Regions from separate parts of the Homo sapiens genome. Here region 1 is linked to region 2. A link is a contact called in ENCODE Hi-C or POLR2A ChIA-PET data. All regions are on one chromosome and are shown on one strand. The core of a region is the stretch at or near the end of the contact, and the rest is flanking DNA. Distances in the headings are between cores, read along the strand shown. Region 1 overlaps RBM47 (RNA binding motif protein 47). Region 2 overlaps LINC02265 (long intergenic non-protein coding RNA 2265).

What was found. A loop is a pair of places that touch in the nucleus more often than their neighbours do. ChIA-PET counts read pairs that join two places held with the same protein, here RNA polymerase II (POLR2A). Pooled maps may share reads with other maps.
Region 1: a map of ovary shows a loop between it and region 2 (2.6-fold over the local background). The contact joins two enhancer-like sites. A Hi-C loop is called at or near these places in 1 of 168 maps with a recorded cell type or tissue (ovary) and 2 of 50 pooled maps. POLR2A ChIA-PET finds 5 or more read pairs at or near these places in 4 of 52 experiments (A673, GM12878, activated T-cell and 1 more).

The regions. Positions count from the first base shown.
Region 1 is chr4:40,529,988-40,536,215 of GRCh38, forward strand. All of the region lies in intron 2 of RBM47 (RNA binding motif protein 47), which reads right to left. Among named protein-coding and RNA genes, the nearest start is that of MIR4802, 31 kb to the left of the region's middle. Within about 2 kb of position 1,449, at least 2 of the 41 ENCODE cell types and tissues checked have a DNase peak (open chromatin) inside an H3K27ac peak, as active enhancers do.
Region 2 is chr4:40,316,195-40,323,228 of GRCh38, forward strand. All of the region lies in intron 2 of LINC02265 (long intergenic non-protein coding RNA 2265), which reads left to right. Among named protein-coding and RNA genes, the nearest start is that of LINC02265, 13 kb to the left of the region's middle. RefSeq lists enhancers at 380-1,218, 827-1,126. Within about 2 kb of position 5,542, at least 2 of the 41 ENCODE cell types and tissues checked have a DNase peak (open chromatin) inside an H3K27ac peak, as active enhancers do.

The sequences.
Region 1 (6,228 bases), core at 199-2,698, 210 kb after region 2:
TACAGTGGTGTGATCTCGGCTCACTGCAACCTCCGCTTCCCGGGTTCAAGCGATTCTCCTGGCTCAGCCTCCCGATGAGCTGGGATTACAGGCGTGTGCCACCACACCTGGTTAATTTTTGCATTTTTAGTAGAGACGGGGTTTCACCATGTTGGCCAGGCTAGTCTGGAACTCCCGACCTCAGGTGATCCGCCCACCTTGGCCTCTCAAAGTGCTGGGATTACAGGTGTGAGGCACCATGCCTGGACGATCATGAAGTTTAAAAATTCTAGGTGGAGCATCTTCTGTACTTAATTTTAATTAAATTATTATTATTTTTCTTCTTCTTTTTTTCGAGATGGAGTCTCGTTCTGTTGCCCAGGCTGTAGTGCAGTGGTACAATCTTAGCTCACTGCAACCTCCACCTCCTGGTTTCAAGCAATTCTCCTGTCTCACCTCCTAAGTAGCTGGGACTACAGGCACACGCCATCGCACCCAGCTAATTTTTATATTTTTAGTAGAGATAGGGTTTCACTATATTGGCCAGGCTGGTCTTGAACTCCTGACCTGTGATCCACCCGTCTCGGCCTCCCAAAGTGCTGGGATTACAGGCGTGAAGCACCGCGTCCAGCCCTATTTTTCTTCTTTTTAATCTGAATTTAAATAGCCATGTGTGGCTAGGGACTTCCGTACTGGACATCACAGGTCTAAAATAATTATTATAATCTGGATGAAAAATATGTCACATTCATTCTGTCACTTTTCCTTCTTTTGCCTATGGCAAAAACCACTATGATCACAGGACTCTTTTTCCTTTGAACATGGGCAGGCTTTCAGAATTCTCCATGCAAGGCGAGGCACGGTGGCTCACACCTGCCACCCTAGCACCTTGGGAGGCTGAAGTGGGAGGATCCTTGGAGCCCAGGAGTTGGGGACCAGCTTGGGCAACATAGTGAGACCTGTCTCTACAAAAAGCAAACAAAATTAGCTGGGCATGGGGGTGCATGCGTGTAGTCCCAGCTACTCAGAAATTGAGGCAGGAGGACTGTTTGAGCCCTGGAGGTAGAAGCTACAGTGAGCCATGATCGCGGCAGTGCGCTCCAGCCTGGGTGACAGAGTAAGACTCTGGAATAAATAAATAAAATAGAATTCTCTATGCAACCATTGTCAATGGCATGGACTTGGTTTACATAAAACGAAACCTGTTTGCCATTCCCGATGCAGATTAAAAAAGGTGACAAAGGTGACCTGGAGAAGGAAGGAGTTGAGGTGAGCTTCAGATGAGATCGGGAGTGATCAGGGTGGTCTGGCCACAGACTAGCTGAGCTTCAAAGGATAACATCTGGAGAGATAAAGAGGAAAGGACAAAGAGTATGGGGTTCTCTGTATAGAGGAGAGTAGCTGCGAAGGAGCTGAATGGAGCTCCCCTGGTCCTAGGACAAGGAGGATGCTGGCCTGCCAAGCAGAGAGGGTTGGGTTGGGTGTGGTTGGAGATAAGGGGATAGGCGGAAGGGTGGGTCTGGGTTATGACTTTGAAATTCCAGGACACCCTGAGGGTTTCAGAGGAGCCTGGAGAACACATTTTAGAAAGGCAACTCTGATAGCTAGGCACAGATAGGTTGTACAATGGACATGCGCTCAGATACCAGGGTGAAGGCTATGCCAGTAATGATGTGTGTTTTTCCTTTAGGAAAATAAAACTTGTTTATTATGTAAAATGTATAAATGTCAGAAAAGCAGATATAAAAAAATTAAAATCAGATGTCTACCAACCACAGATGACATTTTGATGTGGTTTCTTACAGTTTTTTTCCTCCTTCTCTGGCTAGTGCAGTAATTTAGGAATTAACATTATGACTTGAACTAGGAAGATGGTAGTGCGAATGAAGAGGAAAGGCCGTGAAAGATATCGTTAAGTGAGGCAGGGGGGTGAGGACAAAAGAGAATTAGCTTCCAAAGACAGGAGTTCTAGACCTGGGTATTCTGTGGGGCCTGAACTCCCAGCCTTGGTTTTGCCATACATCAATCTCTCTCTTTTTTTTTTATCTTTTTTTTTTTTTTTGAGATGGAGTCTTGCTCTGTCACCCAGGCTGGAGTGCAGTGGCGCAGTCTCAGTTCACTGCAACCTCTACCTCCTGGGTTCAAGAGATTCTCCTGCCTCAGCCTCTCAAGTAGCTGGGACTACAAGTGGGAGCCACCATGCCCGGCTAATTTTTTGTATTTTTAGTAGAGACGGGGTTTCACTGTGTTAGCCAGGATGGTCTCGATCTCCTGACCTCGTGATCCACCTTCCTCAGCCTCCCAAAATGCTGGGATTACAGACGTGAGTCACCACGCCCGGCATTTTTTTTTTTTTTTTTTTTTTGAGATGGAGTCTTGCTCTGTCACCAGGTTGGAGTGCAGTGGCACGATCTCGGCTCATTACAACCTCCACCTCCTGGGTTCAAGTGATTCCCCTGCCTCAGCCTCCCGAGTAGCTGGGACTACAGGCATGTGCCACCACACCCAGCTAATTTTTTGTATTTTAGTAGAGACAGGGTTTCACCATGTTGGCCAGGATGGTCTTGATCTCCTGACCTCATGATCCACCCGCCTCAGCCTCCCAAAGTGCTGGGATTACAGGCGTGAGCCACCATGCCTGGCCTTTTTAAAAAAAATATTATTCTTTTTCCTTTTTTTTTTCTTTTTAAATATTTTTTTCCATTTTTTTTTTGAGACGCCTGGCCCATACGTCAATGTCTTAACCACTTCTTATTGGAGTCTAATTAAAGGTCAGATGAGATTTTTGAGACCCCCTTCAACTAACGTACAGATATGTCTGTGTATATTTAAAGTGAACATCACATATAAATAGAAGTAGTTGTCATAACACCACACAAGATCCCTTGATCTCTAGGCTATACCAGTAGCTTATAGCCTCTTGCAATCTGCAAAATTTTAGGGGTAGAGTAATTAAACTTTCTATTCTGAGCAGTGTTACAAAGAGGATCTGTAGCTGTAGTTCATGGGACAGGATATGAATGGGGCAGTGTAAACAGAGAATTCACTTTCAGACAGGACTCCACCAAGCAGAAATAGCTTCTTCCTAGGAGCCAAAAGGTTTTCAAAGCCCAATACATCTTTGAAGACTATAAGAAAAACAATAGTAAAAACAGCTGCTAGGGAATACAGATTATGCTCTCTGAGGCCAGATGCAGTGGCTTACACCTGCAATCCCAGCACTCTGGGAGACCAAGGTAGGCGGTTCACCTGAAGTCAGGAGTTCAAGACCAGCCTGGCCAACATGGTGAAACCCCATCTCTACTAAAAATACAAAAATTAGCTGGGTGTGGTGGTGCATGCCTGTAGTCTCAGCTACTTGGGAGGCTGAGGCAGGAGAGTCACTTGAACTCGGGAGGCAGAAGTTGCAGTGAGCTGAGACCGCACCACTGCACTCCAGCCTGGGAAACAGAGCAAGACTCTGTCTCAAAAGAAAAAAAAAAAAAAAGAAGAAGGGAAAAAAAAGCTCTCAGGTAGGAAAGAGCAATACAAAGACATTCATCAGGCCAATAAGCAAAAGTTTACACCAGAGGTTATCTATACATTTTTAAAAAATACTGATTCCTGGGCTCCCCTTCAGACCAATTAAATCAGAGTCTCAGTAAGTGTTGTCTGTGAATTGATTTGTCTTATTTTGTTTTATTTTTTGAGACTGGATCTCAGTCTGTCACCCAGGCTAGAGTGCAGTGGCAAAAACATGGCTCACTATAGCCTCGACTTCCCGGGCTCAAATGATCCTTGCATCCTAGACCCTTGCCACTCCCTCTCCCCAGTAGCTGGGACTACAGGTGCGTGCCACCATGCCTGGTTAATTCTTTTTTTTTTTTGAGATGGAGTTTTACTATTATTGCCCAGGCTGGAGTGCAATGGTGTGATCTCAGCTCACCACAACCTCTGCCTTCCAGGTTAAAGCGATTCTCCTGCCTCAGCCTCCCGAGTGGCTGGGATTACAGGCATGCACCACCACGCCCGGCTAATTCTGTATTTTTAGTAGAGATGTGGTTTCCCCGTGTTGGTCAGGCTGGTCTCAAACTCCCAACCTCAGGTGATCCACATGCCTCGGCCTCCCCAAAGTGCTGGGATTACAGGCATGAGCCACCATGCCTGGCGCCTGGCTAATATTTTTTAATTTATTTTTTTTTTAGAGATGGGGTCTCACTATGTTGCCCAGGCTGGTCTTGAACTCGTGGGCTGAAGTGATTCTTCCACCTCAGCCACCCACAGTGCTGGGATTACAGGCCTGAGCCACCATGCCTAGCCTGGTAATTTTTTAAAATTCACAACATGATTGAAACTTGAAACACAAGAAGATGCCCTGGAGAAAAAACAGTTCAAGGGACAGCAGAGCAGCTGGGATCCACACTGTGCCCTTAGCCACCTGGGTTAAGGGTTACAGCAAGTTCCTTAGTGATGTGGGAGCTAGAGGCCAAAATAGAACCCACCAATACATTTTATAATTGCATATTACACTCCGTATAGCTAAAATTCAGGGTGTAGATTCCATGATTTTCAATGCATCCTTTGGTCATTTTCACTGAACTGTGAGTTAGCGAACTCCTGGGGACCTGGTCAGAATGTCGATGGACATACCTTTTTCTGAGAATCCCTTGGCCCTCTAAGGAGCTGGTAGTTAAAAAATGCAAACTCGGCCGGGTGCGGTGGCTCACGCCTGTAATCCCAGCACTTTGGGAGGCCGAGGCAGGCGGATCACGAGGTCAGCAGATAAAGACCATCCTGGCTAACACGGTGAAACCCCATCTCTACTAAAAATACAAAAAAATTAGCCAGGCATGGTGGCGGGCGCCTGTAGTCTCAGCTACTCTGGAGGCTGAGGCAGGAGAATGGCGTGAACCCGGGAGGCGGAGCTTGCAGTGAGCCGAGATCGTGCCAGTGCACTCCAGCCTGGGCGATGGAGCAAGACTCCGTCTCAGAAAAAAAAAAAAAAAAAAATGCAAACTCGCCTCAGACTGACGTAGGTATGTGAGCCAGCTCTGCCATGCATGAACTGTATGACCTTGTGTGAGTTCCCTGTTGTCTTTTAAGTCTGTTTTCTTATTGACAAAATAGGAATCCTAGCCCCTTCTTTAGAGATTATGGAAGAGATCAAATGAGGCTATACAAGTAAAACTGATAATACAAGTAAAAGACTTCCTTATGCCTGGCATATAGTGAACCCTCAGTAAATGTAAATCATCATTATTTTCTTAAGACCTCTAGGGTTCCTTACAACTCCAATATTTTAAGATTCCAAGAATCACTGATTACACAGGTATAGATGAACAAAAATCAGTGGGTACTGACATGCCTAGACTGAAAGGCCTGGTTTGTGTTCAGCACCTTTTCATACCAGCCTGGTATGGTATTTCTTTTTTTTTTTTTTTTTTTGAGACGGAGCCTTGCTCTGTCACCCAGGCTGGAGTGCAGTGGCACATACCAGCTCACTGCAACCTCCGCCTCCCGGGTTCAAGCGATTCTCCTGCCTCAGCCTCCTGAGTAGCCGGGATTACAGGTGCCCACCACCACGTCTGGCTAATTTTTGTATTTTTTTTTTTCGTTTTTGTTTTTGTATTTTTCAGACGGAGTCTAGCCCTGTCGCCCAGGCTGGAGTGCAGTGGCGAGATCTCGGCTCACTGCAACCTCCACCTCCCGGGGCAAGCGATTCTCCTGCCTCAGTCTACCGAGTAGCTGGGATTACCAGCGCCTGCCACCACCCCCAGCTACTTTTTGTATTTTGAGTAGAGACTGGGTTTCACCATGTTGACCAGGTTGGTCTTGAACTCCTGACCTTATGATCCGCCCACCTTGACCTCTCAAAGTGCTGGGATTACAGGCATGAGCCACCACACCTGGCCTCGTATATATTTTTTTTCCCCCTCATAGAGATGGGGTTTCACCATGTTGGCCAGGCTGGTCTCAAACTCCTGACCTCAGGTGATCCACCCGCCTTGGCCTCCCAGAGTGCTGGGATTACAGGCGTGAGCCACTGCGCCCAGCCTCTGGTATGGTATTTCAATGCCCACTTCATTCTTTGCTTGAGGTGTCACTTGTATTTTGCTGACCTTGTTCTTAGTTTCAAATAACTCATTTATTTTGCAGACATAGAAATTTTGTCATTCTTTATGAAAGCAATGCGGCTGTTCTACTGCTACTTCTTGGCAGGCAACACCTGCATAGAAACCAATGAGCATGGCTGAAGTGAATGTCAGACAT
Region 2 (7,034 bases), core at 4,292-6,791:
AAATAAAAAGCCTAGAAGAAAATATTCCCAAATGACAACAGAAGTTGCCTCTGGTAGTGAGATTACAGGAGATTCTTTATTTTCTGAACCTTTGTATTTTCATATTCTTTTCACTTTTTTTCTGCAGTAAGCATGCATTATTTTGTAATGTGAAAGAAAAAGAAAGTAAAATACTGAGAAAATTATGACGTGCATTCCTGGCATGAGTCAGGAGCTGAATTTTCATGTTTAAATTAGTTTCAGAAACACAGGAGTGGTTTCTAGGCAACCTGCTTGGGAAATTATGTTCATTTCCATTGTTGCTGGAGTGTGCGTGAGTGTCTGAAAGAAAATGTAAGAGACGAACCTTTGCAAAAGCAGACTCCTGCTAAGGAAAAATAAGCTTTGCCACCCAGTTTTGGTCATGGGGACTTGAGTTACTGTGACCTCAGAGGCCCCTAGGGGCCTGATCATTTTTTTTCTTTCTTTTTTCCTCCATCTTTTCTTTTCTTTTCTTTCTTTCTTCCTTCCTTTTTCTTTGCTTGCTTTTTTTTTTTTCAAATGAGTGATTGATTTTAATGAGGATTGCTATAGGATGCTATAGGATGCTATAGGAATGTCTAATGTACAGTACATTAGACATTCAAGCCTCTGCATAAGGTGTGGGAAACTGAGAGGGGAGAGAGAATCAAGCAAAAACCCCCACTCTGTGCCTCTGCTGAGAATCCAGGGCTGTAATTGAGGCCGTTGCAAGGCTTTACAAGACGGATTGTAGCTCAGGATGTGAAAAGATTGCCTCATCATCATGTGAGTCATTTACCATTATTATAGACAATCCTGCTGTGCCAAAGGGCTTTTAATCAGAAGGAAACACTGAAAAATGGAATCAGGGCTAAGAAACGCTTGGCCCAGCCTGATGGGCTGTGGAGGATGGTCTGAGTTAAGAATATTTTTTAGCCTCAAGGGAGATGCGTTCTTCACTAAGCGTTTGCAGAAGGTGCAGAAGGTATTGTTCTCAGCCCACGGTGTGTGTTTTGTTGACCTTGACTGCGTTTTTCAGCAAGAAGGAAAGGCTATTTGCCTGATAAATGGAATCGGAGCTCAGCGTCTCGCTCCTAGGCCCCCTAGTGGTTGTCTTTTGCAATTAAAAAAATGAAGTGACGTGAGGTCAACAGCAGGCTCTTTGGGTAACGATCGCAGGTGACTAGAGTGTGCTGCCTTTGACGCTGGCTCCCCCAGACTTCATCAAAGCTCAGGGGAGAAGCCTTGAAAATCAGGAGCTCCAGAGGGACAGACGCATTTCCTCACAGAACGCGGGACAGGAAGGCAGGAACCTTCCGTTGTGGATGGTGAAGAGCTTGTTCTGTCTTCAAACTTCTGAACCAATGTCCTGCATTCCATGTATGTGGCTCATGGTTCTGACCACTGCTGCTTTAAAATGACAGACCTCTGGGCCGGGCACGGTGGCTCACGCCTGTCTGTAATCCCAGCACTTTGGGAGGCCGAGGCGGGCAGATTACGAGGTCAGGAGATCGAGACCATCCTGGCTAACACGGTGAAACCCCTGTCTCTACTAAAAATACAAAAAAAAAAAAAAAAAAAAAAAAAAAAAAAAAAATTAGCCGGGCTTGGTGGCGGGCGCCTGTAGTTCCAGTCCCAGCTACTCCGGAGGCTGAGGCAGTAGAATTGCTTGAATCCAGGAGGCGAAGCTTGCAGTGAGCCGAGATCGTGCCACTGCACTCCAGCCTGGATGACAGAGTGAGACTCCATCTCTCACACACACAAAAAACAAAACAAAACAAACAAACAAACAAACAAACAAAAAGACAGACCCCTGGAAGGTAAATGAAGAGAGGGACCAACAGTGACTGCCCCTCCTTCTCTGGCAGCTCTTGAGGGCAGGCCCTTCTCTTTTCATCTTGTACTCCAGGGCTTATCAAAAGGGCTTAGTATAAGTAGACTCCACAGATGCTTGTGGTCTGAATGATATGTGGAGCCCAGTGGGGTAGATAATATTATTCCTTTCACCCATGAGGAAACTGAGGTGCAAAGAAGATTTTTTAAAAATGCCTGAGATCTCTCACTAATAAATGACAGAACAGAAACTCCAGTCCCAAATCCCAAAGGCTTTTTTTCTACCAAGATGCACCCCCACGCCTCCACCATGCACTCCATCTTGCTGGTCCAGTCCGTCAAGTGAGAGCCTCGTTTTTGGTCTCTGCCTCCTATGGATCAGTCCACCCTGGAGGCACAACCTTCTTTCCCTTCTCTGAACTTCTGGTTCAGACCTCTCATTTGGCAGCGAGTCACGCCTTTAAGGAATAGTTGGCAGGGTGCAGTGGCTCACGCCTATAATCCCAGCACTGTGGGAGGCTGATGTGGGCAAATCGCTTGAGCTTAGGAGTTCGGGACTAGCCCGGGCAACATGGTGAAATCCCTGTCTCTACTAAAAATAAAAAAAAAAAGTAGCTGGATGTGGTGGCGGTGCCTGTGGTCCCAGCTCTCTGGAGGCCGAGGTGGGAGGATCGCTTGAGTCCAGGAGGCAGAGGTTGCAATGACCTGAGATTGCACCATTGCACTCCAGTGGGTGACAAAGCAAGACCCTGTCAAAAAAAAAAAAAAAAAGAGTCAGGTGCAGTGGCTCACGCCTGTAATCCCAGCACTTTGGGAGGCCAAGGCAGGTGGATCTCCTGAGGTCAGGAATTTGAGACCAGCCTGGCCAACATGGTGAAACCCCGTCTCTACCAAAAATACAAAAAAATTAGCCGGACCTGGTGGCAGGCGCCTGTAATCCCAGCTACTTGGGAGGCTGAGGCAGGAGAATCTTTTGAACCCGGGAGATGGAGGTTGCAGTGAGCCGAGACTGTGCCATTGAACTCCAGCCTGGGGAACAAGAGTGAGACTTCTCTCAAAAAAAAAAAAAAAATAGTCTTCTTGCTTGCATTACTTATTTAACTTTTATTGTTATTCAGCTTTTCTTAGAAATTTGTCTTTTTCCTCTAAATATTCCATAATCACCTTGAAGGATGAGATGATGTGTAGTTAATTCTTGTGAACTCTCTGCCCAGCATTCAGTAAATATTTGCAGTATGAGTGGATTTTGCAGCACTATTCTGATCAAAACTCACCTCTCAGTGCCTGTTTCTACTGGGAAACTAGGAAATATTTTTTTTGTTTTGTTTTGTGTTGTTTGAGACAGAGTCTCGCTCTGTCACCCAGGCTGGAGTGCAGTGGCCAGATCTTGGCTCACTGCAACTTCTGCATCCCGGGTTCAAGCGATTTTCCTGCCTCAGCTTCCCAAGTAGCCGGGACTACAGGCGCCCACCACCATGCCAGGCTGATGTTTGTATTTTTAGTAGAGATGGGGTTTCACCATTTTGGCCAGGCTGGTCTCGAACTCCTGACCTTGTGATCCACCCACCTTAGCCTCCCAAAGTGCTGGGATTACAGGTGTGAGCCACCATGACCAGCTGGAAGTGGTTTTAATATTTATCTTAAAACATGTATTCTCATCAAAAAGGTGATCCACTCCCCTCTGCTGAGGGGCTTACAACCTAAGTTAAGTTAAATACAGTTCTCTTTTCTCCAGAAGCTTAACTCTTGAGCTTGTACTTATCTTACTTATCTTGGCTATTACTACACTGGATTTAGGTCAAAGGTAGAATTTTTTTTTTTTTTTTGAAACAGAGTCTCACTCTGTCGCCCAGGCTGGACTGCAGTGGTGCGATCTCGGCTCACTGCAACCTCCACCTCCCGGGTTCAAGTGATTCTTTTGCCTCAGCTTCCCGAGAATCTGGGATTATAGGCGCCTGCCACCACGCCCAGCTAATTTTTATATTTTTAGTAGAGGTGGGGTTTTGCCATGTTGGCCAGGCTGGTCTCGAACTCCTGATCTCAAGTGATCTGCCTGCCTCGGCCTCCCAAAGTGCTGGGATTACAGGCATGAGCCTCTGCATCCAGGCTAGGTCAAAGGTGGAATCTAAATTCATTTAGGTCCTTCCATTTTGACTGGAATCTGTCAGCTCCCAAACACAGCACATCCGTTCCGCAACGGGGATCCACTCTGACAAGCTGGGTCACAGTGGGGCTAGTTTCTCTGCCAGGCGCATTTACATCCAAGGTTGTTTCATCTTGCTCTTAAGGCTGCCCTTTAGGGAGCCATGCTTGGCACAGGTGTGTGCACATTAAGGTTAAGACACTCAGCTGCCACCATCCTCTCACCGCGGACACCAGAAGCGTCACTGCCCAGGGAAGGCCAGCCAAGACTGCCTGGGGAATTGTGGCATGGGAGGAGGGTGACTGCCAATCAAGAGATCTCTGTCAGGCCTGGCTCTCACCACTACAATCATGTATTTCATGAGCATTTATTGGACACCTCTTGTATATCAAATACTGGGGATACCAAGACAAATGGAGCATCTGAGAGATGCTCAGTCTGGCCGGGGAGACAATAGGTAAACAGTTGAGTAACGGGATGGGCACTGTGATAGAAGTATGTACCAGAAACCACAAGAACATAGGAGAGGAAGCACGGAATTCTGCCTGGGAGGTTGGAAAGGGCTTTCTCGATTAGGTGATTTTCAAGATGAGACTTGAAAGAGAAGCTGTTCACTGGTTGGGCATGGAGGGGACAACTATTCCAGGCTGAGGGACAACATGGAAACAGCATGGAGGCCCGAGAGAGTGCAGCAAATCACCTTGCTATTAGAGCTATGTGGGGCCGGGTGCGGTGGCTCATGCCTGTAATCCCAGCACTTTGGGAGGCCTAGGTGGGCAGATCACCTGAGGTCAGGAGTTTGAGACTAGCCTGGCCAACATAGGGAAACCCCGTCTCTACTGAAAATACAAAAATTAGCCAGGTGTGGTGATGCATGCCTGTAATCCCAGCTACTCAGGAGGATGAGGCAGGAGAATCACTTGAACCCGGGAAGTGGAGGTTGCAGTGAGCCGAGATCGTGCCACTGTACGCCAGCTTGGGCGACAGAGCCAGACTCCGTCTTAAATAAATAAATAAATAAATAAATAGAGGGGAAAAAAAGAAAAGAAAAGAGAAAAAAAGCTATGTGGGATGGCAGGCGATGCACCTGGTGAGGAAGGCAGGACAGAGAGTTTGAAGGGTCTCCTATGCCATGATTTAGAGCAGGGCCTTCATCCTGTGGGTGATGGGGGACATGGGAGGATTTCATACAGGCAGGGGAGTGTAACATGGTCAGAGTCCAAAACATTGAAGTAACAGCAGTGTGAGTGGGGACTAGAGGAAAAGGAGACTGAAGGAAGAAGGAACAGCCCCAAGATGGTTTTCAATAGTCCAGGAAATACTACCTTGTAGGGGTTTGGGGTGATAAGAGGGATGGCGTGGGCTTAGCAGACAGGATTGATGGAGCCTGGTAGCAGATGGGATGTAGTAGTATGTGAGGGGAATCTGGGACAACTCCCAGTATCTGGCATGGGGGACTGGGAAATGGTGACTTTCTTCATCAAAACCAGGAACCCATGGCAGGCCAGGGGAAGATAGTGAGTTCCACTTGACCACATCTGAAATGCTATGGAATCTCCAAGCAGAGCTGTCCAGGAAGTGGTTGGTATGTGAGAGTCTGAGCTTTGGGTAGATACTGGTTTTGGATGTAAAAAGGCTGGATCAGGTTTCTCTCTCTATAGACATTCAATAAACATTGTTTTGAGTAGCTAATTAAGAATTACAGGGCACTGGGAAAACAGAAGGATGTTGCAATGTAAATGTGGATGCTCTTACAGTAATGGACTGATGGTTGCAGAAAAGCTCAAGCTAAATAACACTAATTTTTCAGCTATAAATAAACCTGCCTCTGCAGTTGGGGTTTTCAATTACGCAGGAAAAAGAAATGCAGCCATGGAAACGAGGAAGAGAGCTACGCAGAGGGCAGCTCGTGCCTGCAGGGCAAAAATGTTAGCACATTCTAGCCAAAATGGATGGTGAAGTATAGTCTGATCCGGTGGAAAAGAAATGCAAGTCTAATGTCCTGGGTTCAAGTATGAGTTGAGCGTCTGTCACAGAGTATCAGACATGAAGCAAATGTTTGCTCTCTACTTTTAGAGATGTCGTCAGTGTTGTAAGCTTTTTATGTGTATCACCTCATTCAATCCTCAGAACAACCTCATGACAGAGTCTTTGTTCTGCCCCCTTTAGAGATGAGTAAACTGAACACAGAGAGTTTAAACAACTTTCCCCAGGCCACCAGCTAAAACGTGGCAATTCGATGATTTGAACCCAGACAGCCTGAACCCAGAATCCTTTCAGGGACTCTTCACTACTCCTAACTATGCTATGCTGCCTTTCCATGCAAAAAGCTAGGAAATATCACTTTGCACAGCCTTCATTTTCTTATCAGTCCATGGATTTTTGTAAAGAGCAAGGGGCATAATTTATATTAAGGCCTAAATGACAGATGTATATTTTCATTGTGTTTTCTATGATTGGCTCTTCAAGGGAGTAGTGTTTAAAGTTTTGCCCCAAATGTTCTTTTCAAGGAGAGCTCTGGGAGGTCCCATAATTCTGTGACTTTGCGTTTGCAGAACACAGCAGATGACCTGAGCAGCATTCAATCAGTGATCACTGTTTATTGAACTCAGTGTCACAATAATGTTCATGGACTCACAAGTAAGAAAGACCTCGGTTCTATCCCAGCACTGCAACTTGGACATGCTACTTAAAACTCTCCAAGCCTGCCTTCTGTAAATGGGATAATACCAGCAACCTTTGCAGAGGTATAAAGATTACCATGGTAAACTGTTTCCATGGTCACAGAATTCACAATCCAAGATAAAAGAGTCATTAAGCACACAGACACACAAATAGGCAAGCAAAGGTTGGAGAAGCACATTCTAGGAGAAAGGAACTGCAGAAATCTTGCGTTGGCAGGAACTTGACACGTTTGATATACTACAAGGTCGGCAAGACCTTCTCATAAATTTGTGAAGCAATTAGCATTCTTTTAGTCAACAGTCAGCATTTCTCTATGTGTGTAGTATATTTATAACTAATAAAGTAAAACTTATGCTTTTAAGAAAATATTTTT